2 separate regions of the Homo sapiens genome follow, and region 2 is linked to region 1. Evidence: chromatin loops called from intact Hi-C (ENCODE). Cell type or tissue: MCF 10A. All regions are shown on one strand. Links, peaks and the distances in the headings refer to the core of each region. The heading gives the core; the rest is flanking DNA. Region 1 overlaps RALGPS2 (Ral GEF with PH domain and SH3 binding motif 2). Region 2 overlaps ABL2 (ABL proto-oncogene 2, non-receptor tyrosine kinase).

Evidence for each region. A loop is a pair of places that touch in the nucleus more often than their neighbours do. Peaks named below come from ENCODE experiments on the same cell type or tissue, not always from the same donor. Only the 100,000 strongest peaks of a DNase experiment are listed, where the experiment ranks them.
Region 2: it touches region 1 in a loop (10-fold over the local background); 3 of 110 quality-filtered maps call a loop at or near these places.

Annotation. Positions count from the first base shown.
Region 1 is chr1:178,768,805-178,779,812 of GRCh38, forward strand. RALGPS2 (Ral GEF with PH domain and SH3 binding motif 2) reads left to right here. Exons shown (of 20, transcript NM_152663.5): 2 at 7,878-8,017. The coding sequence starts at 7,961. Among named protein-coding and RNA genes, the nearest start is that of RALGPS2-AS1, 48 kb to the left of the region's middle. In MCF 10A, for the core only: a CTCF peak has its summit at 5,660 (motif pointing right); no DNase peak of the experiment used is centred there.
Region 2 is chr1:179,189,232-179,200,239 of GRCh38, forward strand. The region is part of intron 1 of ABL2 (ABL proto-oncogene 2, non-receptor tyrosine kinase); the gene reads right to left. It also overlaps the pseudogene LOC124900432. Among named protein-coding and RNA genes, the nearest start is that of ABL2, 35 kb to the right of the region's middle. In MCF 10A, for the core only: a CTCF peak has its summit at 4,793; a DNase peak (open chromatin) is centred at 4,770.

The sequences.
Region 1 (11,008 bases), core at 1,805-9,804:
GTGTGGAACTGAGAAACCTCCTTGACCCCAAGTTCTCTACACATAGATAGGAGTGGCCTAAACTCATAATCCAGGAGAGTGGGTGCTCCAGATGCTTGGAGATATGCCTGGGACCTGGGCATGGAGCAGAGATAGCCACCCATGCACCAGGATCTCTGCACAGGAATGGTAGGGTGGCTCAGGCTGCTGTTCCAGATGAGCAGGTGCTCCAAATGCCTGGAGATCTGCCTGGATATGAAGCAGAGATGGGGACCCCTGCACCTGGATCTCTGCACAGGAAAGGTGGGGCTGTTCAGGCTACCAATCCCAGCAAATGAGTGCTTTGAATGCCTGGAGGTCTTCCTGGCCATAGAGCAGAGAGGCCCTGCTGCACCACAATATATACCCAGGAAGGGTGGGGCAGGTCAGGCTGCTGAAGCAGGCAAGTGAGTGCTTTGAATGCCTGGAGATCTGCCTGGGTATGAAGTGGAGAGGACCCACCATGCACAAGAAGGATGGGGTGACTCAGGCTGCTAGTCCATGCAAGCAGGTGCTCCAAATGCTTGGAGATCTGCCTAAGCGTGCAGTAGAGAGGGCCCTACTGCACCATAATCTATGCATAGAAAGGGTGTAGGTTGGTTTAGCCTGCTGATCCTTGGAAAGGGATGCTCTGAATACCTGGAGATCTGCCTGGGTATGAAGCAGAGAGGGCCCTGCTGCACTATGATCAATGTCCATGAAGGGTAGGGTGGCCCAGGCTGCTGGTCCAGGCAAGTGGGTGCTCCAAATTTCTGGATTTATGCCTGAGGTGGAGTGGAGAGGGCCCTGCTGCACCACGATCTTAGGAGAGCTTGCTGGGGTACCCAGCAGTGATATACATAGACTGGTTTCAGGTCATGAAGCTGGCCCTGGCTGCACGTCTCATTGTCCGGGAGAAAGTGCAGCTGTAGCAGCTCTCCCCACGCATCCAAGGCCTGCAGTGGGGGAAAGCACAGTTCCAACACCCCAGTTAGCTTCAGGGATTAGGAGCAACAATGTTCTATTCCTTGGCCTGGGTTGCTCAGATGCCCAGGGAAAAAGTGTCACAGAGAGAGGCTCTCTGCCTTTCTTGCATACTGGGGCCTCACTCACTTTTATCAGCCTGTGTTCTCCTTCCCAGGCTCTGGGTGTCGTTTATGATTCCACTGGGTTTCTGTTTTCCTTCCTGAATTAAAGCTTACAGAGTCGATTGCTTCTTTTTTTTTTTTTTTTGAGACAAGGTCTCACTCTCTTGCCTAGGCTGGAGTGCTGTGGCATGATCACGGCTCACTGCAGCCTCAGCCTCCCAGGCTCAGGTGATTCTCCTGCTTCAGTGTCCTAAGTAGCTGGGACTACAGGTGCACACCACCATGCCTGGCTGATTTTTTGTTTTTGTTTTTAGAGATAGGATTTTACCATGTCACCCAGGCTGGTCTTGAACTCCTAAGCAGAAGTGAAGCAATCCACCCACCTCGGCCTCCCCAAGTGCTGGAATTACAGGCTTGAGCCACCATGCCCAGCCCACAGTTGATCTTTATGCACTATCTTGATATTTCCAAGTGGCTGATGCATGCTAAAAGCCTCTAATCAACCATGTTGGGGGGAAAAAGATGCCACATTATCTTTATCATTCACTTTATTTTCTCTGTCACACGTATACATACTGTTTTCCTGAAATATTTAAGATTAGTTTGCATACTTCATACTTTTTTTTTTTTTTTTTTTCTGAGACAGTCTTGCACTCTCGCCCAGGCTGGAGTGCAGTGGTGCAATCTTGGCTTACTGCATCCTTAGCCTCCCGAGTAGCTGGTACAATAGGCACCCACCACCAGGCCTGGCAAATTTTTGTATTTTTAGTAGAGACAGGGTTTCACCATGTTGGCCAGGCTGGTCTCGAACTCCTAATCTCAGGTGATCCATCCACTTCAGCCTCCCAAAGTGTTGGAATTACAGGCGTGAGGCACCGCGCCTGGCCACCCTTTTACCTCTTAGTACTTCTGCGTTTCTTAAAAACAAAGTTTTTTTATGTTGTTGTTGTTTTTTTTTTTTTTTTTGAGACGGAGTTTTGCTCTTGTTGCCCAGGCTGGAGTGCAGTGGCACTATCTCGGTTCACTGCAACCTCCCCGTCGCGGGATCAAGCTATTCTCCTGCCTCAGCCTCTCTAGTCGCTGGGATTACAGGCGCCGGCCACCACGCCCAGCTAAATTTTGTATTTTTAGTGGAGACGGGGTTTCACCATGTTGGCCACGCTGGTCTCGAACTCCTGATCTCAGGTGATCCACCTGCCTCGGCCTCCCAAAGTGCTGGGATTACAGGCGTGAGCCACCGCACCCAGCCTTCTTTATGTATTAATAACTACAGGAAATTGTCACATTTAGGAAATTGATATGGTAATCTACAGTCTATATTCCAATTTTGTGAATTACCATTAATATCTCTTAAAGCATTTACTACCATCCAGTACAGGACCTTTAGTTGCCATATCTCTTGAGTTTCCTTTAAATTGTAATAGTTCTTCAGCCTTTCTCATAACATTGGCATTTTTTGAAGAATATATTTATCGAATGTTTCTCAGATTAGACTTGTCCATGTCCTTGAGATTAGATTTCAGTTATGGGTTCCCAGCTCAACTTCTTGTCAGTAATGTTGTGTCCTTCCCGGAGTATCATCACATCCAGAGGCACATGATGTCTCTCTTTTCCCCATTGGTGATAATAATTTTGATGTACTCAGTTAAGGGATTGTCCAGTTCTTCACACAATATAGTTACTTATTTTTTTTTCTTGTAACTAGTAAGCAGTCTGTGAGGAAAAACTGTTTTTGTTTTTTTACTTTTTTCTAATTAATGTCTTTGTAGGAAATTTAAAAATATACAGGTAAGCTAAAGTTAGGGAAAAATTGTCATAAACCTAGCGATAACCACATTTTAGTGTATGTTGGTTCATCTCTCTTCTTTATGTTATAATAATGATTACCAAAAAGGACTATACCTTAAATACTGTTTGGTAAATTGCTTCATTCATTTAGCAGTATATTATAAATATTTTTTTCATGTGTCATTAAGTATTACAGTATTTTAATGGCTGCATAGTTTTCCATTGTGTAGCAGTCACTTGCCTATAGATTGTTCTGTGATGTTCAGTTTAGCCTCACATTCCAGGTACAAGAGATCCTTAGTGGCTGTCCCCTAGGGGTTAGGGAATCTCTTAAACCCAGGAGCCTCCAAGCATGGAATCTTGATGTCTGTCTTATCCCATCAGCACTGCCATGTTGTTTTTCTGTTCTGCTGTTCCACACTAATATGCTATGTTCCTTTCTCTGACCATTCCTAGGTCCACAGTAGCACACTTTTGTCAAATATTTAAACCTATTTCTGATTCACTTGGGTTGTTTTCATGCTTTAACTGCTAATATTGTATCCAGATGTTGGTTTTCTTGTTTGTCTTATTGCAAATATAGGCTATAATGAGTTAAGTGAACTTTTATGGGGTAGTCTTCTGAGTAGAGCATCTGGCCAAAATACCTCATACCCACCAAAAACAAAAACACAAAATATTTGGAGAGCACAGTTTATCTTTTTATTTGGAACTTCTTTGCTATTACCTGAATTTCTAGTTAACCTATATTCGTATTTTGGGTCAGGTATCTTAGGAGATCTCAGCTCTTGTCTATTAGGATTACTTAGCAAATTATCTTAGTGAACTTTCTGTACAGGAGATAAAGCATAACCTTTAAATGCATTATTTTATAGATTTTTCTCCCTTTAATATTTAATCATTTGAAAGTCTCTCTTCTACAAGTTGTTTAGTTTCAAGCTGTTCAGGTATATGGAAATATAACCTTTCTGTATAGATGTGGGACAGTTTACAAATGAATCAGCCCATACTTTCATAGTTTAGTTCAAATGTGACAAAATTATATTTGGAAGACTTAGGTGTAGAATCTCTTTTTATTGACTGAAGGCAAAACAATTTTAACTTAAGTGAATGAAGTAACTTTGTTATTTTTAAACATTTTTTTGAGGCGGAGTCTCGCTGTCTCCCAAGGTGGAGTACAGTGGTGCAATCTCGGCTCACTGCAACCTCTGCCTCCCAGGTTCAAGCGATTCTCCTACCTCAGCCTCCCAAGAAGCTGGGATTACAGGCACGTGCCACCACACCCAGGTAATTTTTTGTGTTTTTAATGGAGACGGGGTTTCACCATGTTGGCCGGCTGGTCTCGAACTCCTGACCTCAGGTAATCCACCTGTCTCAGCTTTCCAAAGTGCTAGGATTACAGGCGTGAGCCCCTGTACCTGGCCTATTTTTAAACTTTTCTTTACACTTTGAGAAATAACGTCTGCTATTTTATAGATGATGATGTAATAGTGATACCCTGTCTCTAAAAAAATGTAAACAGTTAGCTGGGCATGGTGGTGCACACCTCAGCTACTCAGAAAGCTGAGGTGGTGGGAGGATTGCTTGACCCCAGGAATTGGAGGCTGCAGTGAGCTAAGATTGTGCCACATGCTCCAGCCTGCATGACAGAGCAAGACCCTGTCTCTTAAAAAAAAGGCTACTGTGATGTTGAGTCATGTTGAAAGATCTTGTCATTTATAACACAAAGAAAAGTAAATAAAATATTAAAGCATATATTTGGCATATTTAATGTGAACTTTTCTGTGTGCAAAGTATAGAAAGGTCTTTGAAGGACGTACTAAAAGAATAAACTCGTATCTCTGTCTTTTAGAACTTGTAGTACTTTTATAATATCGTATAAGCCTCTCTGTTATACTTCAACATTATTAAATACTATTGACTCCTGGCTAACACGGTGAAACCCCATCTCTACTAAAAATACAAAAAATTAGCCGGGCGTGGTGGCGGGCGCCTGTAGTCCCAGCTACTCAGGAGGCTGAGGCAGGAGAATGGTGTGAACCCGGGAGATGGAGCTTGCAGTGAGCCAAGATCCCGCCACTGCACTCCAGCCTGGGCGACAGAGCAAGACTCCGTCTCAAAAAAAAAAAAAATACTATTGACATGTACATTTGTAAATAGTTACGAAAAGTTTATATTCTTTAAGGTATGCTTTGCTATATTTTAAAATATGTAATGGATTTTAATGTGACCTTAATTTTCATGAAATACATGGGTGACAATTTATTTTAAAAGCAGAGAAGGCCAGGTGCAGTGGCTGACGCCTGTAATCCCAGCACTTTGGGAGGCCAAGGCCTGCAGATCACCTGAGGTTAAGAGTTCGAGACCAGCCTGGCCAACATGGTGAAACCCTGTCTCTACAGCCTGACCAACATGGTGAAACCCTGTCTCTACTAAAAATACCCAAAATTAGCTGGGTGTGGTGGCTTGTGCCTATAATCCCAGCTACTCAGGAGGCTGAGGCTGGAGAATTGCTTGAACCTGGGAGGCGGAGGTTGCAGTGAGCTGAGATCATGCCATTGCATGCCAGCCTGGGCAACAAGCAAAACTCTGTCTCAAAAAAAAAAATAAAAGGAGAGAAAATGTGATTCTTCATGCTTATAGTTTACAAATATTTTAATATTGTTCCTGGTCTGTATTACATTTTTTTAAGTAAAAGTAATAAATTGTATATTTTGATATGTAAAGTAAGTTAAAGATATAACTCCTTTACCTATTAAATTAAAATCTTTTTCTTAGCACTAGGGGGCACCCCTGATTTATAAATTCATGTTATACTTAATGTTGCCTAGAAAGTGGAATGAAATGTAATTATTTGAAAAATATTTTGCAAACTGAGTGCTATGTTCAAAGAGAATCTGGATTATCAGCTGGTTTTGTTGCATAGCAGTATAAATATAAGTTGATTCTTAATACTATAAGGATAATGAAGCTTATAGAATAAGATAGTTTAGATGGGAGGAAATTGTTTTGTAGTTTATTCATTTTCACGTTGATTTTCTAAGTAGGTGCGTTAAATGGTTTTAAAACTTCATGATTTTGAATATATTTCTGTTTTAAAAATCCTAGCACGATGTTCTGCTCTTAGCAGGTACCTAGGCTGTATCTGAATAAATTAAGATAAATTCAAGATGTGACTGAAGGCTGCTATCATTAGTAATAATTTTTAAGCATTTCAAAACCAAGAGCATGTTTTACTACTTCTAGGAAACAGATCTTAGCCATTCTCATTCATTGTGTTTGCAATTAGGATTTTTAGTAATGCCCAGCAACAATTGCTTCCCAAAGGTGTATTTCTAAGGTTTTGTCTTTTCTTTTTTATTTAAGAGACTCTGTTGAATTTAAGCTTTATGGGAATTAAGCAGATAGTAACATCTGCATCATCATTACATCATAGTAATAGCATATTTACCATGTGCCAACACTGTTTTAGGTGCTTTGTGTATATTATCTCATTTCGCTTCACCACAACTCTATGAAGTAGGTACTTATTATCCCTATTTTATAGATGAGAAAACTGAGTACAGAAAAGTTAAAATTTCCTGGGTTTACACAGAGGTAATGTGGTTCCAAAATTTGTGCTTTTAAATCACTATATCCTATATTGCTTCTCCAGAGAAAGGAAACTTAGCATTGAAGTAATTATTATTAACATTTAAAACTCAGCTTTTAAAGTGAATGTAGCATAGAGTACCTAATTTATAGACACTTACCATTTCTCTTATGAAAAACGTCATAGATCTTTAAAGTTGAAAAGGGATCTTAAAGTTCATTTACCACTGTCATTTTACAAAGAGGAAGAAATTCTGTCCTAGAGGTAAAGTTACCTACTCAGTTTATATGACAGGTTATTTATGGAAAGGTATTAGAACTTCAAGTAAGTACTCTGACTTCCAGTAAAGTGGAAAATCTGTGTTGTGAAAAGAATATTTGACTAGAATTTTGATGGCTTGAAACTTGTTCTTGGCTCCTTATTTACCATCCTGTGTCCTCAGAAGCTCTGTGTTTGTTTGTTATGTGGGTATATCTTCCCTAATTAGTGTTATTGGTAGTTGTGCAAATCAACATAATGTATTAAAGATATTTAATAAACTTTAAAGTCCTATACAAATAAACATAGTGTATATTATGGTACAGTAAAGCCACCATATCCATGGGTTCTACATCTGGATTCAAACAAATCTGAGTTGAAAATACTTGGGGCAAAAAAAAAAAAAAAAGGATGGTTGCATCTGTACTGAACATGTACAGACTTTTCCTTGCTATAATTCCCTAAAAAATACAATATAACAACAATTTACGTAGCATTGGCACTGTATTAAGTATTATGAGTAATCCGGAGATGATTTAAAGTATACAAGAGGATGTGTATAGGTGATATGCAAATACTGCACCATTATATAAGGGCCTTAAGCATCGGTGGATTTTGGTATCTATAGTAGATCCTGGAACAAATCCCCCATGGATACTGAGAGATGATTGTATTTTTATGACATGTAGTTCATAATATTTTAAGTATTTGTGATATGTTGGTAATCTAGATCACTAGCTGTGATAAGCTTATTCAGTATTGTTGATTTACAGGTGTCATTTGGATCGCTAAAAATTTATTGTGTTGTGGTATGTGTTACTTTGCCACCTGTGTTTTTACACATTTTATTTACTTTAAGAAAGTTGTACATTTGATTTTTTTCCCTCGCAATACCCACTTAGCGAAAAGTTATGCTTTTGCTTTGCTTATGAAGAACATAACAATAACATCTATTGAATACTGTTTATTTGGTGTTCTGATTGTTTGAAAAGAGCATACAAGATTGTCCTCAGTTTGGATTTAGCGACTGAGCTAAGATAATAAATAGAGTTTAGTGAAGTTGAAATTTTTGTTTCTTGGCATGGTGGTAGGCATAGAGTTGTTTTCTTGAACTTCGAGGAAGACATTTGCTTAACTTTTTTTTTTTTTTACAGGAATAATGTATTTGTGGCCTTGGACATGAGGCAGTCAGTCCTCTGTTGCTGTTAACATAAGGTCAGGGACTGATGAGGAAAGCATGGACCTAATGAACGGGCAGGCAAGCAGTGTCAATATTGCAGCTACTGCTTCTGAGGTAAGATATTTAAGAAGCTTGGGTGTAAAGTTTCTTACCTGGCTTTCTAATTTTTCAAGCATTATGTTTGTTCACATACTTAAATCAGAAGTGCATTTAGTGCAGAAATACACATTTCCTTTTTTTTTAAATTTTATTTTTTTTTATACTTTAAGTTTTAGGGTACATGTGCACATTGTGCGGGTTAGTTACATATGTATACGTGTGCCATGCTGGTGCGCTGCACCCACTAACTCGTCATCTAGCATTAGGTATATCTCCCAATGCTATCCCTCCCCCCTCCCCCCACCCCACCACAATCCCCAGAGTGTGGTATTCCCCTTCCTGTGTCCATGTGAAATCTCCTTAAGCTGATAAGCAACTTCAGCAAAGTCTCAGGATACAAAATCAATGTACAAAAATCACAAGCATTCTTATACACCAATAACAGACAAACAGACAGCCAAATCATGAGTGAACTCCCATTCACAATTGCTTCAAAGAGAATAAAATACACAGGAATCCAACTTACAAGGGATGTGAAGGACCTCTTCAAGGAGAACTACAAACCACTGCTCAAGGAAATAAAAGAGGATACAAACAAATGGAAGAACATTCCATGCTCATGGGTAGGAAGAATCAATATGGTGAAAATGGCCATACTGCCCAAGGTAATTTACAGATTCAATGCCATCCCCATCAAGCTACCAATGACTTTCTTCACAGAATTGGAAAAAACTACTTTAAAGTTCATATGGAACCAAAAAAGAGCCTGCATCGCCAAGGCAATCCTAAGCCAAAAGAACAAAGCTGGAGGCATCACACTACCTGACTTCAAACTATACTACAAGGCTACAGTAACCAAAACAGCATGGTACTGGTACCAAAACAGAGATATAGATCAATGGAACAGAACAGAGCCCTCGGAAATAACACCGCATATCTACAACTATCTGATCTTTGACAAACCTGAGAAAAACAAGCAACGGGGAAAGGATTCCCTATTTAATAAATGGTGCTGGGAAAACTGGCTAGCCATATGTAGAAAGCTGAAACTGGATCCCTTCCTTACACCTTATACAAAAATCAATTCAAGATGGATTAAAGACTTAAACGTTAGACCTAAAACCATAAAAACCCTAGAAGAAAACCTAGGCATTACCATTCAGGACATAGGCATGGGCAAGGACTTCATGTCTAAAACACCAAAAACAATGGCAACAAAAGACAAAATTGACAAATGGGATCTAATTAAACTAAAGAGCTTCTGCACAGCAAAAGAAACTACCATCAGAGTGAACAGGCAACCTACAAAATGGGAGAAAATTTTCACAACCTACTCATCTGACAAAGTGCTAATATCCAGAATCTACAATGAACTCAAACAAATTTACAAGAAAAAAACAAACAACCCCATCAAAAAGTGGGCGAAGGACATGAACAGACACTTCTCAAAAGAAGACATTTATGCAGCCAAAAAACACATGAAAAAATGCTCATCATCACTGGGCATCAGAGAAATGCAAATCAAAACCACAATGAGATACCATCTCACACCAGTTAGAATGGCAATCATTAAAAAGTCAGGAAACAACAGGTGCTGGAGAGGATGTGGAGAAATAGGAACACTTTTACACTGTTGGTGGGACTGTAAACTAGTTCAACCATTGTGGAAGTCAGTGTGGCGATTCCTCAGGGATCTAGAACTAGAAATACCATTTGACCCAGCCATCCCATTACTGGGTATATACCCAAAGGACTATAAATCATGCTGCTATAAAGACACATGCACACGTATGTTTATTGCGGCATTATTCACAATAGCAAAGACTTGGAACCAACCCAAATGTCCAACAATGATAGACTGGATTAAGAAAATGTGGCACATATACACCATGGAATACTATGCAGCCATAAAAAATGATGAGTTCATGTCCTTTGTAGGGACATGGATGAAATTGGAAATCATCATTCTCAGTAAACTATCGCAAGAACAAAAAACCAAACACCGCATATTCTCACTCATAGGTGGGAATTGAACAATGAGAAATACACATATTTTAACTTTTATTTTAGTGATTCGTATGTTCCCTGTGCATCATAGGTATACTTAATCCTTATCTACTTAAGATACTTGAAAAATAATGACAAATAATGGTAACTCATAAAACTCTTTATTTTTAAAAGAAACATAGAATTTCTTTTTAGAGTATTTTTACATTACATCATCCTTGAGGGCAATAATGCAAGTAAGGCAAAGAAAGATTCTTTTACTTGGAATCACTAAATTTTGGACCCATCTAGATCCCTTGATTCCACATATATTAGAGGAAACAAAAGAACCGTTAGGCTGGAATGTTGTAAGGGCTTACTCTGCTGATGTAGTTTAGCATTTAAGATGGAGATGTGAAGACTGAACTAGATGCTCACCCCTCTAGTTAATATATTATGATTGTATTTTTGCCCCAACTTTTTTATTTTTTTCTTTGTGTATAAATCTAGGGAACTTGCCTGCTTTCCTTAATAACTTTAGCATCTGGCTTCTATATTTCTTATTTTTCTCTTAGTATATTGGATGAGAATAATGTTTATGACCCTTTAACACCTTGACCTCAAAGTTCCTTAATAGCCCCAACTCCATTTTGCCCCAGCTAGTTACTTAGGCCTTGATATCACTGAAAATAGTCTAAGTCTATGGTTTCAATTGTTTTTGTTATGTAGATGATTTATTTTTATCTCTAGCCCTGGCTTCCCTCATGAATTTTATTAAGCATTTTTGATGGACCAGACATTTTAATGTCCACAAAATCAAGTTTCTTATTACTGTTCTGCTCCACAACCATAAAGAAAATAGTCCAAGCCTTTTCTCTAACTTAGGTTAATAGCATCACATTTCCATAGCCATCTAAGTTTAAATCTTTAGATGTGTTGTTTATTTGTGGTGGGGTTTGAGACAGAGTTTTGTTCTTGTTGCCCAGGCTGGAGTGCAGTGGCACGATCTGGGCCCATTGC
Region 2 (11,008 bases), core at 1,223-9,222, 420 kb after region 1:
TTCAAGTGATTCTCCTGTCTCAGCCTCCCGAGTAGCTGGGATTACAGGTATGCACCACCACAGCCGGCTATTTTGTATTTTTAGTAGAGACGGGGTTTCACCATGTTGGCCAGGCTTATCTCAAACTCCTGACTTCAGGTGATCCGCCCACCTTGGCTTCCCAAAGTGCTGGGATTACAGGCATGAGCCACCGCGCCCTGCCCTGTTCTAGGGTATTTTAATAAGACTCTCCAGGAATTTCTCAGAGAACAAGTTAAATGTTACTTTCTTAAATGTTCCCTACTCTTGTATCATATTACATCTTAATTAGCAATCGTCTTGTCACTAGGAAGTCGTTATGTACATTCATTTATTCATTCATAAAGGGTGACACAGCTACCAAACGGTAAGAGGAGTCTGAGGATAGAAAAAACAAAACCCCAAAGTGTTTTGGCCTACTCTCACCACTCAACACAATATTTCTAACACCAGATGTGTGGGGTTATTTCCTCCACACACCAAGCAAGCAGTGCACAAGCTGGTGTCTTACAATTTAACTCACTTCTATCTACCTAGAGACAGAAGCGCACAAGCTGGGTGTCTTACCATTTTTTTTGTTTTTTTTTTGAGACGGAGTTTTGCTCTTGTTGCCCAGACTGGAGTGCAACGGCGTGATCTCGGCTCATGGCAACCTCCGCCTTCCAGGTTCAAGCAATTCTCCTGCCTCAGCCTCCTGAGTAGCTGGAATTACAGGCATGCACCACCATGACGGGCTAATTTTGTATTTTTAGTAGAGACGGGGTTTCTCCATGTTGAGGCTGGTCTCGAACTCCTGACCTCAGGTGATCTGCCCACCTCGGCCTCCCAAAGTGCTGGGATTACAGGCGTGAGCCACCGGGCCCAGCCTGGGTGTCTTACAATTTAACTCAATTCTAATTCCACCTACCTAGAGATAGTGTCAGATTCCACAAGTCCAGGGCTCAGGCCCACATGACTGTCCCAGACTTCAGATGCCATTTCTGATTGATTGGCAATAAACTGGGATTTCCACAACCCCCTCCTTGGTTAGACTAATTTGCAAGAGTGGCTCACGGAACTCAGGGAAACACTTTACATACGTTTACTTATTTATTATAAAGGATATTACAAAAGATACAGATGAACAACCAAATAAAAAGATACACAGAGCAAGGTGTGGGAGAAGAGGGGCTGAGCAGAGTCCTTCAGGAACTTCCATGTGTTCAGCTATCCCAAAGCTGTCTCAACCCAGTACTTCTAGGTTTCGTGGAAGCTTCATTACATAGGCATAGTTGATTAAATCACTGGCCATTGTTGATGACGTTGATGACGTTAACTTTCAGCCTCTCCCCCCTCCACAGAGACGTGGGGGGTGGGGTGGGATGGAGGGGGGTGAGGGGGTGAGTGATGAAAGCCCCAACCTTCTAATCACGCCTCTCCTCAGTCTTTCAGGTGACCAGTCCCCATCCTGAAGCTATCTAGGGGTCCCCAGCCTCCAGTCACCTCATTAGCATACAAAAGATGCTCTAATCACCAGTGAGAGTCCTAGAATTTTAGGAGGTTTTTTTTGGCCGGGGAAACGGAATAAAGACCAAATATACATTTCACAATATCACATAATGTTTCATTGTTATAAGAAATTCTGTCACCAAAGTTGCCATAACAAAACAATATTCCAGGATATGGTCCATTATATCCAGAATTTAAGGTCCTAGGCCTGGTAATGGAGTTGAGAGGAAAAAGCGTTTAATAGGAAAAAGTAGAGGCAGCGATCCAGCCACTTCCCACTTCCCCTTCTAACCACAGCTAGTCCCTATTTAGATAGGAAGCCACTCCCAGTTCTCTTGAAAACAGCGGTCCTCTCAATTGCCAAGAAGGCCACAGGAAGAACGTCACTTTCAGAAAAGAAAACCCAGAATGATGACAGTAATGAAATCCTTCATGGACCAATACTAGACTAATGGTCTTCCCAGTACTTTATATTCTTACTACATCACAAAGGGTAAGGATTATAAACCCAAAGTTAGAAAGAATAAGCACTGATTTCTGCCAGCTATAAGGTAATAGATGATTGCACTTAATTTTCAAAATCAAATAAGGCTGTATACTTTTCCAATTCTTCTATATTAAATTATTAGATGTTGTATGATAGTATGAGAACCTTAATCTTTCTGTATGAAATCCCTTTTTTTTTTTTTTTTTTTTTTTTGAGACGGAGTTTCGCTCTTATTGCCCAGGCTGGAGTGCAAAGGCACAATCTCGGCTCACTGCAACCTCTGTCTCCTGGGTTCAAGCGATTCTCTTGCCTCATCCTCCCAAGTAGCTGGGATTACAGGCATGTGCCACCATACCCAGCTAATTTTTTGTATTTTTAGTAGAGATAGGGTTTCACCGTGTTGTCCAGGCTGGTCTTGAACTCATTACCTCAGGTGATATCCACCCACTTCGGCCTCCCAAAGTGCTGGGATTACAGGCATGAGCCACCTTGTCCGGCCTCTGAAATTACTTCATATATACATATTCTGCTATCATTTAAATAATCAACACTCTGTAAAGGTTTTTAAAAATCACTAAAGAGTTTTCAAAACAATTACTAAGAAACAGTCTGTGTCATGTTAAATGACAGATGGAACAATTACTCAATTGAAATGAGACAGAAAATCTGACAATCAATTGGAAACTGTCATATAAAAATTAAGGTTGGACCTAAGCAAAAGCATTACAAATGGTTTTTCCTTTGCTTTTATATTCTCTTTAAGAAAAATACATTTAATTGCAAACAAAGTATAAAGCAGAAGAGTAACTTATACTTGGTGACATTTTACCATTCCCCTACAGTCAAAATATAACAAAATATTTGAACCAATCATATTTCACTCCTTGGTTAGTCACGTATATAGCAGGGACTCTATACTCAGTAGTTACAGATTTAGTTACGAAAAACAATCCACAGGAATACCTTGGCTCTCACTCTACCAAAGGTAGATATGGCTGGCATCTTGAGCATGCTAGTCAATCTATCCAAATGCACAACTACTCATATCCCACCACTCTCTAGCTGTTTCCTATTTCATTTCATTAGGGAGACAGAGACAAACCAAAAAATATGATAAGAGAATGTCAAATGTGGAATGTCAAACCCTTCCACCAACACTGTTATCTCCATAACATCCTATAAAATTATCACTCAAGCTCGAATTACAACAAACTCTCAATAAATCCTAGACCACTTTTATTCTCACTGGACAAATAAATATCCTTGTTCTTGTCCCACACTGCCTGAATTTCCATTTTCCAAGTCATGTTATCATAATGGCACACCAATTCACCCATTTGTTGTACCTGTAAGTACCAGAAAAATCAAGTAAATTAACTCAAGCAGGTTGAGTTAAATCTGACAATTGACTTAACCTTTAATTACTTATGTGCCAGACATAAAAGAATGAAACACATGGCATGCAGAAAAACTGTACAATCACATCACATAGAAAAAATTTTAAAACTAGGTTAAGTAAATTAATAAATTTTGGTTATTCAAAGTATGTTCTGAAACATTAAGTCTGATAACTTCTTCCTAATAAATACAAGAGTCTGAATTATTTTCTTAAAATTTTGCTATTTCAAGTACAGAACTTTTCACGTATTTTTCTTTAAAGCATTAAGTCACACTGTATTATGTCTATTTGAATTACTACTTAAATTACTAGAAAGAAATCAAGATAACATTAAACTCTTAAAATATCTTTGGTAACAGAATGAATTATCTTCTGCGTTGTTGTCTATATCAAAGGTCATATCATATTTCATACTTTTCTAAGGTAAACATTTAAACAGCATACATGGTATGATGGAGAAAATTATACAAACTCACACCAAATATCAGCCTTTCTGAATTTCCAAAAAAGGGCACAACTTGCAAAAAAAAATGAGAACCATAATTTTCATGTATCAAGAAAAAAAATATAATAATCTGTTTTTCTAAAGTGCCCGAAGAAGTCAATTTGTGGCAACACTACCAGAAAAAGTGGCCAATGAAATCACACAAAATTTCTAAACTTTAAAAATGTACTAGGCTCTTTCTAAAGGTGAATATTATTGTCAAATCAGTAACTCAAACCAGCCCTAAATGTCTGCTTTTTTTTTTTTCAGGTAAGCAAGTGGGATTTAATTTTTTGTTTGTTTGTTTCTTTTTTGAGACAGAGTCTCATTCTGTCACTCAGGCTGGAGTGCAATGGCGCAATCTTGACTCACTTGCAACCTCTGCCTCCTGGGTTCAAGCAATTCTCCTGCTTCAGCCTCCCAAATAGCTGGGATAACAAGCGCCTGCGACCACGCCCACCTAATTTTTTGTATTTTTAGTAGAGATGGGGTTTCACCATGTTCACCAAGCTAGTCTTGAACTCCTGACCTCAAGTGATCCACCCTCCTTGGCCTCTCAAAGTGCTGGGATTACAGGTGTGAGCCACCGTGCCTGGCCTAATTTTTTGTTGCTGTTGTATTTTGTTTTTTTGGTTTTTTTTGGAGACGGAGTCTCGCTCTGTCGCCCAGGCTGGAGTGCAATGGCGCGATCTCGGCTCACTGCAAGCTCCATCTCCCAGGTTCACGCCATTCTCCTGCCTCAGCCTTCTGAGTAGCTGGGACTACAGACGCCCGCCACCATGTGGCCCAGCTAATTTTTTGTATTTTTTTAGTAGAGATAGGGTTTCACCTTGTTAGCCAGGATGGTCTCGATCCTGGCCAAATTTTTAAGTGATAGCAACAACTGGATTTTCTTCCTAAGTACTGGAGTATCCCCTAGTGGACTGGTGAGGAACAGTTTTTTGACTTACTAATCAAACTCTGTCATAATAAATTCACTTTTTTATAATCTCACCTAAATATCTTTTTTCCCATGGTCAAAACAGAGTTAACATTAGTTTTCATAAATTTCATAATTTTGACTACAGTGAAGGTCCTACAAGGTAGAAACACATTTTTTTTGACAAATACCATTTCCAGTGTTTCAAATACAATAACCTCTTTCAAGAATCTTGTTACATGAGCACGAATTTAGTAAGTGAAAAATCAATCATCCTTAATAGTTTCCTAACGGGCAAAGGAAGTTTTTATGGAAATTAAACTACTTCACTGAACTAAATGTCAACAATCAAATCATGAACATTAAGTAGAGTGCTTCCTAAAGAGCCAGGGGTTATCAAAGATAAATTTGAGAAACTACTGATGGAGGCTTGAAAATGATTTTTTTACATATCATATAATTTCTGCTAACATGGAATAAGGATTTCTAAAAAACAATTTTTAAGGTATCAACACACTATTTACACACATATTAAAACTCTACACACAAAACACTTCATATTTCTGCAAATAATTAAAATCCACTGAAGAATACAAGGGCTCCAGCTAGCAGTATGACTGGAACCTTGTGAGAGACCCTGAGCTAGAACCACCCAGCTAAGCCACTCTCAGATTTCTGACACTCAGAATAAATGTTGTTTGTTTTAAGCTGCTAAATTTGGGAATAACTGGTTACTCAGGAACAAATATGTTGCGTTTAATATGCTTAAAGAAAAAAAGAGGGTAATGATAGTAAGAAGAAAATGGCACTATAAAACAAAGACCAACAAGTCAACAACAAAAAAGCAAACAGATTCAAAAATGGGCAAAGGACTTAAAAATTTCTCGAAAACAGATACACAAATAGCCAATAAACACTTGTTAAAAAATGCCCAACATCACTAATAATTAGGGAAATGCATATCAAAACGACAATGAGAGGCCAGGCATGGTGGCTCACGCCTGTAATCCCTGCATTTTGGGAGCCTGAGGCAGGTGGATTACCTGAGGTCAGGAGTTCCAGACCAGCCTGGCCAACAAGGTGAAACCCCATCTCTACTAAAACTACAAAACTTACCCGGGCATGGCAGTGCATTCCTGTAGTCCCAGCTACTCAAGAAGCTGAGGCAAGAGAATCGCTGGGACCCAGGAGACTGAGGTTGCAGTGAGCTGAGATCGCACCACTGCACTCCAGCCTGGGCAACACAGTAAAACTCTGTCTCAAAAAAAACAAAAAACAAAAAAACAGTGAGATACCACATCACAGCCATTAGGATGGCTATTACTAAAACACACACGAACACAGAAAATAACAAATGTTGGTGAGGGTATGGAGAAACTAGAACCCTTGTGCATTATTGGTGGGAATATAAAATGGTAAAGCCACTATGGAAGACAGTATGGTGGTTCCTCAGAAAAATTAAACATAGAATTACTGTATGATCCAACAATTTCACTTCTGTATATATATATTCAAAAGAATTGAAAGCAGGAACTCAGATATACTTGCATGCCCATGTTCACTGCAGCATTAGTCACAATAGCCAAAAAGTGGAAGCAATCAAAGTAGTCCATAAAGAGATGAGTGGATAAAGAAAATGGGCTACATACACACCATTAAATATCATTCAGCCCTTAAATAAAAAAAAAGAAATTCTCCTGCACGTTACAACACAGATGTACCTTGAAGATTAAGTTAAATGAAATGAGCCAGTTACAAAAGGGCAAATACTATATGATTCCATTTATATGAGGAACCTAGAGTAGTCAAACTCATAAAGGCAGAAAGTAAAATGTGGTTGCCAAGGGCTAGAGGAAATTATAAAACGGGGAATTATAATTTAACAGATGCAGAGCTTCAGTCTGGAAGAAGAAAAGAGTTCTGGAGATGGATGGTGGTCATGTATGGTTATATGGTAGTGATGGATGGTTACACAACAGTATGAAAAGAGCAATGGCTCACGCTTGTAATCCTAGCACTTTGGCAGGCCGAGGTGGACGGATCACTTGAGGCCAGGAGTTCCTCCCCAAATCCAAGTTCCTAGATGCCAGCCAAGGGCCAACCTTGCAAGCAGACCTCGCTAAGCATATCAGTCTCAATCAGGCCTGCTATGTTAATTCTTTCTGCACAACTGAGATGTTCTCTTTGGAAATAACATGGTTTTTTGTCTTGTTTTTGGAGTTCTGTGTTTTTCTATTCAAAATGCACCCCCATTTCCTGTCACTTTAACTAAAATTACCTTATTGAAATTTGTATCTTTTTTGTAACTTATCAGCTACTTATGCCCAAGTTTTAAAACATTTACAAGCCACAAATATGGTGGATACACTATGGGATGATTAAATTATTTGTCTGTACTTAAGTAGAATACCTATGAGAAAAATCCCTTTAAGATTTAAAGATGGTAATCCAAGGTGATTCCTTCTCCAAGGGGGACATCCAGTGACCCTCTCAGGAAGTAGCAACTTGGAATAGAATAGTCCAGGAGTTCCAGGACCAGCCTGGCCAATATGGCGAAACCCCATCTATACTAGAAATACAAAAACTAGCCGGGTGTGGTGGCAGGTGCCTGTAATCCCAGCTACTCGGGAGGCTGAGGCAGGAGAATCGCTTGAACCCAGGAGGTAGAGGTTGCAGTGAGCCAAGATCAGCACCACTGCACTCCAGCCTGGGCAACAAGAGTGAAACTCAGTCTTAAAAAACAAACAAACAAAAAAAAACAAAAAAAAAAACCCCACTGACCTGTACATTTTCAAATGGTTAAAATGGTAAATTTTATGTTACATGTATTTTACCACAATTTTTTTATAAGACCAGATTTTAAAGAGAATCAAACAGAACCTGCAGAAATAAAAGACATAATAATTGAAATTAGTTCAATGGATGAATCAAATAGCAGATTAGCTCAGCTAAAGATGACTGTGAATACACAAAATGTAGCATGGTGATACAAAAATTGAATATATCAAACAGAAGTTATGCAACATGAGGACAGAATAGAATGTCCAACATATCTAAATACCATTCAAGAGGGAAAGAAAAGAAAAATGAGAACGAGGCAATATTTGAAGATATAATTGCTGAGACTTTTCCAAAAACTGCTGTAGTTTCTGGAAGCACAAAAAATTGCTAGTAGGATAATAAGAAATCTATACCTAGTCACTTTCCAGTGAAAATGCAAGACACTAAAGACAAAAAAAAAAATTTAACCACCAGATAGAAATGACAGATTGTCTACAGAAAGGACAATTATACTGACAGTTTCTCAATAGCAACAATGGCACCCAAGGGATAATAAAAAATATATATTGAAAAAGCTAAAGAGCAAATCAAATACTCTTCAAGGCTGTACAACTAAACCTGCTATGACTTTGAGGGCCCTTTTACCCCCACCAAAAGACTATAAACTCAATTCACCAATACATTATAGTTAACTAATTCTTAACCAGGGAGGGTGTCTGATTTTCTTCCAGAATACACCTGCTTGGTTCAAAAAAAAAAAAAAAAAATTAAAAAAAAAAGGCCGGGTGAGGTGGCTCACGCCTGTAATCCCAACACTTTGGGAGGCCAAGGAGGGTGGATCACCTGAGGTCAGGAGTTTGAGACTACCTTGATCAATATGGTGAAATCCTGTCTCTACTAAAAATACAAAAATTAACCAGGCGTGGTGGCATGTGACTGTAGTCCCAGCTAATCGGGAGGCTAAGACAGGAGAATTGCTTAAACCCAGGAGGTAGAGGCTGCAGTGAGCTGAGATCACGCCACTGCATTCCAGCCTGGGTGACAAGAACGAAACTGTCTCAAAAAAAAAAAAAAAATTGTTTTCTGCTGGGCACAGTGGCTCACACCTATAATCCTAGCACTTTAGGAGGCTGAGGCGGGCGGATCACTTGAGTCCAGGAATTCAAGAGAAGCCTGGGAAACATGGTGAAACCATGTCTCTACTAAAAATATAAAAATTAGCTGGCGTGGTGGCACACGTCTATAGTCCCGGCTACTTGACAGGCTGAAGTGCGACGGTCCCCTGAGCCTGAGGAGGTCAAAGCTGCAACGAGTTGTGCCACGCCACTGCACTCCAGCCTGGATGACAGAGTGAAACCCTGTGCCAAAAAAAAAAAAAAAAAAGTTTTCCAGGTGATTTTGATACACACTCCTAGTTTAAAAGAGAAGGAAAAGGAAGGAAAGGTAAAGAGGGAGAGAATACGATAAAATAAATGAGACAAAATGTTGACAATTAGGGAATCTAGGCAAAGAGCACATGAGAGTTGTTTGTGCTATTCTTGCAACTTTTCTGTAATCCTGAAACTATTTCAAGATTAAAAAGTTATTTTTAAAAAACCCACCCAGGCCAGGCGCAGTGGCCATGCCTGTAATCCCAGCACTTTGGGAGGCCAAGGTAGGTGGATCACCTGAGGCCAAGAGTTCGAGACCAGCCTGGCCAACATGGTGAAACCCCCGTCTCTACTAAAAATCTAAAAGTAGCCAGGCGTGGTGTCAGGCACCTGTAATCCCAGCTACCCAGGAGGCTGAGGCAAGAGAACTGCTGGAACCAGGGGGGCAGAGGCTGCAGTGAGCCGAGATCACGCCACTGCACTCCAGCCTGGGCAACAGAGCAAGACTCCATCTCCAAAAAAAAAAAAAAAAAAAAAAACAAAGCCACATATACCAGAATCACACACAATTCTGTTTCAAGATGCCACTATCTTTTCAAACATGAAAACATGAATTCTAGGAATGCTAATAGGGTATCATGTCTATAAATTTATCCAAATTATCCTTTTTTTTTTTTTTTTAAAGATGGAGTCTTGCTCTGTTGCCCAGGCTGGAGTGCAGTGGCACGATCTCGGCTCACTGCAACCTCTGCCTCCCAGGTCCAAGCGATTCTCCTGCCTCAGCCCCCCTAGTAGCTGGGATTACAGGCACACACCACCATGCCCAGCTAATGTTTGTATTATTAGTAGAGATGGGGGTTTCGCCATGTTGGCCAGCCTGGTCTCGAACTCCTGACCTCAGGTGATCCACCCGCCTCGGCCTCCCAAAGTGCTGAGATTACACGCGTGAGCCACCACACCTGGCAAATTATCCCATTATTATCTGGAAGCATTTGTGATGAGGGAATGAGGTTGGATGTGTTTAAATCAGTTATTGAAACCTACTAACACACAGGTGTCAATAATTCATGACAACCTCACTGTAAAGGTATGGAAACAGTTTCTATGCCTCTTCCATCCTCTAAATGACTTTGTATTTATGATATTCCTAGTTCTTAAACTATAAAAAGTCTCAGTGGGTGATTGTGGAGATCCATTTAAAATTCCATTTTCCAAAACTTAATGTTTCTTCTCTCCTACTAATCTTCCTATGCAACCTCACATCAAACAATAAACAGAAGAGAAACACAAACTTTACCTTCTCTCTTTTTCTCCCCCTTTAAACTTCTCCAATCTCTCTACATCTTCACAGCACATGTACTCTAACATTTTGAGTTATTATATGAAAGATATAGTGGTAGAAGTTTTATATACAGTATCTAATTTAATTCTCAAACCACCCTATGCAGCAGGCATTATCCTCATTTTATAAATGAAGAAATAATTAAACAATCACAGTTAATACCAGAATTTTAACATAGATCTATCTAGTTCCAAAACCCATACACTTTTTCCTTTTTTTTTTTTTTTTTTGAGACAGATTCTCTCTCTGTCACCCAGGCTAGAGTGCAGTGGCAATAATCATGGCTCACTGCAGCCTTGAACTCCTGCGCTCAAGCAATCCTCTCACCTCAGCCTCCCGAGCAGCTGGGACTACAGGCATGTACCTCCATGCCAGCCAAAATTTAACTTTTGGTAGAGTCAGGGTCTCACTGTGTTGCCTAAGCTGGTCTCAAATTCCTGGACTCAAGCAATCCTCCTGCCTCAGCCTCCCAAAGTGCTAGGATTACAAGCATGAGCCACTGCACCTGGCCCCCAATGCCTTTTTTTTTTTTTTTTTTTTTTTTTAAGACGGAGTCTCCCTCTGTCTTCCAGGCTAGAGTGCAGTGGTACAGCCTTGGCTCACTGCAACCTCCATCTCCCAGGTTCAAGAGATTCTCGTGCTTCAGCCTCCTGAGTAGCTAGGATTATAGGTGCACACCACTCCACCTGGATAATTTTTGTATTTTTAGTAGAGATGGGG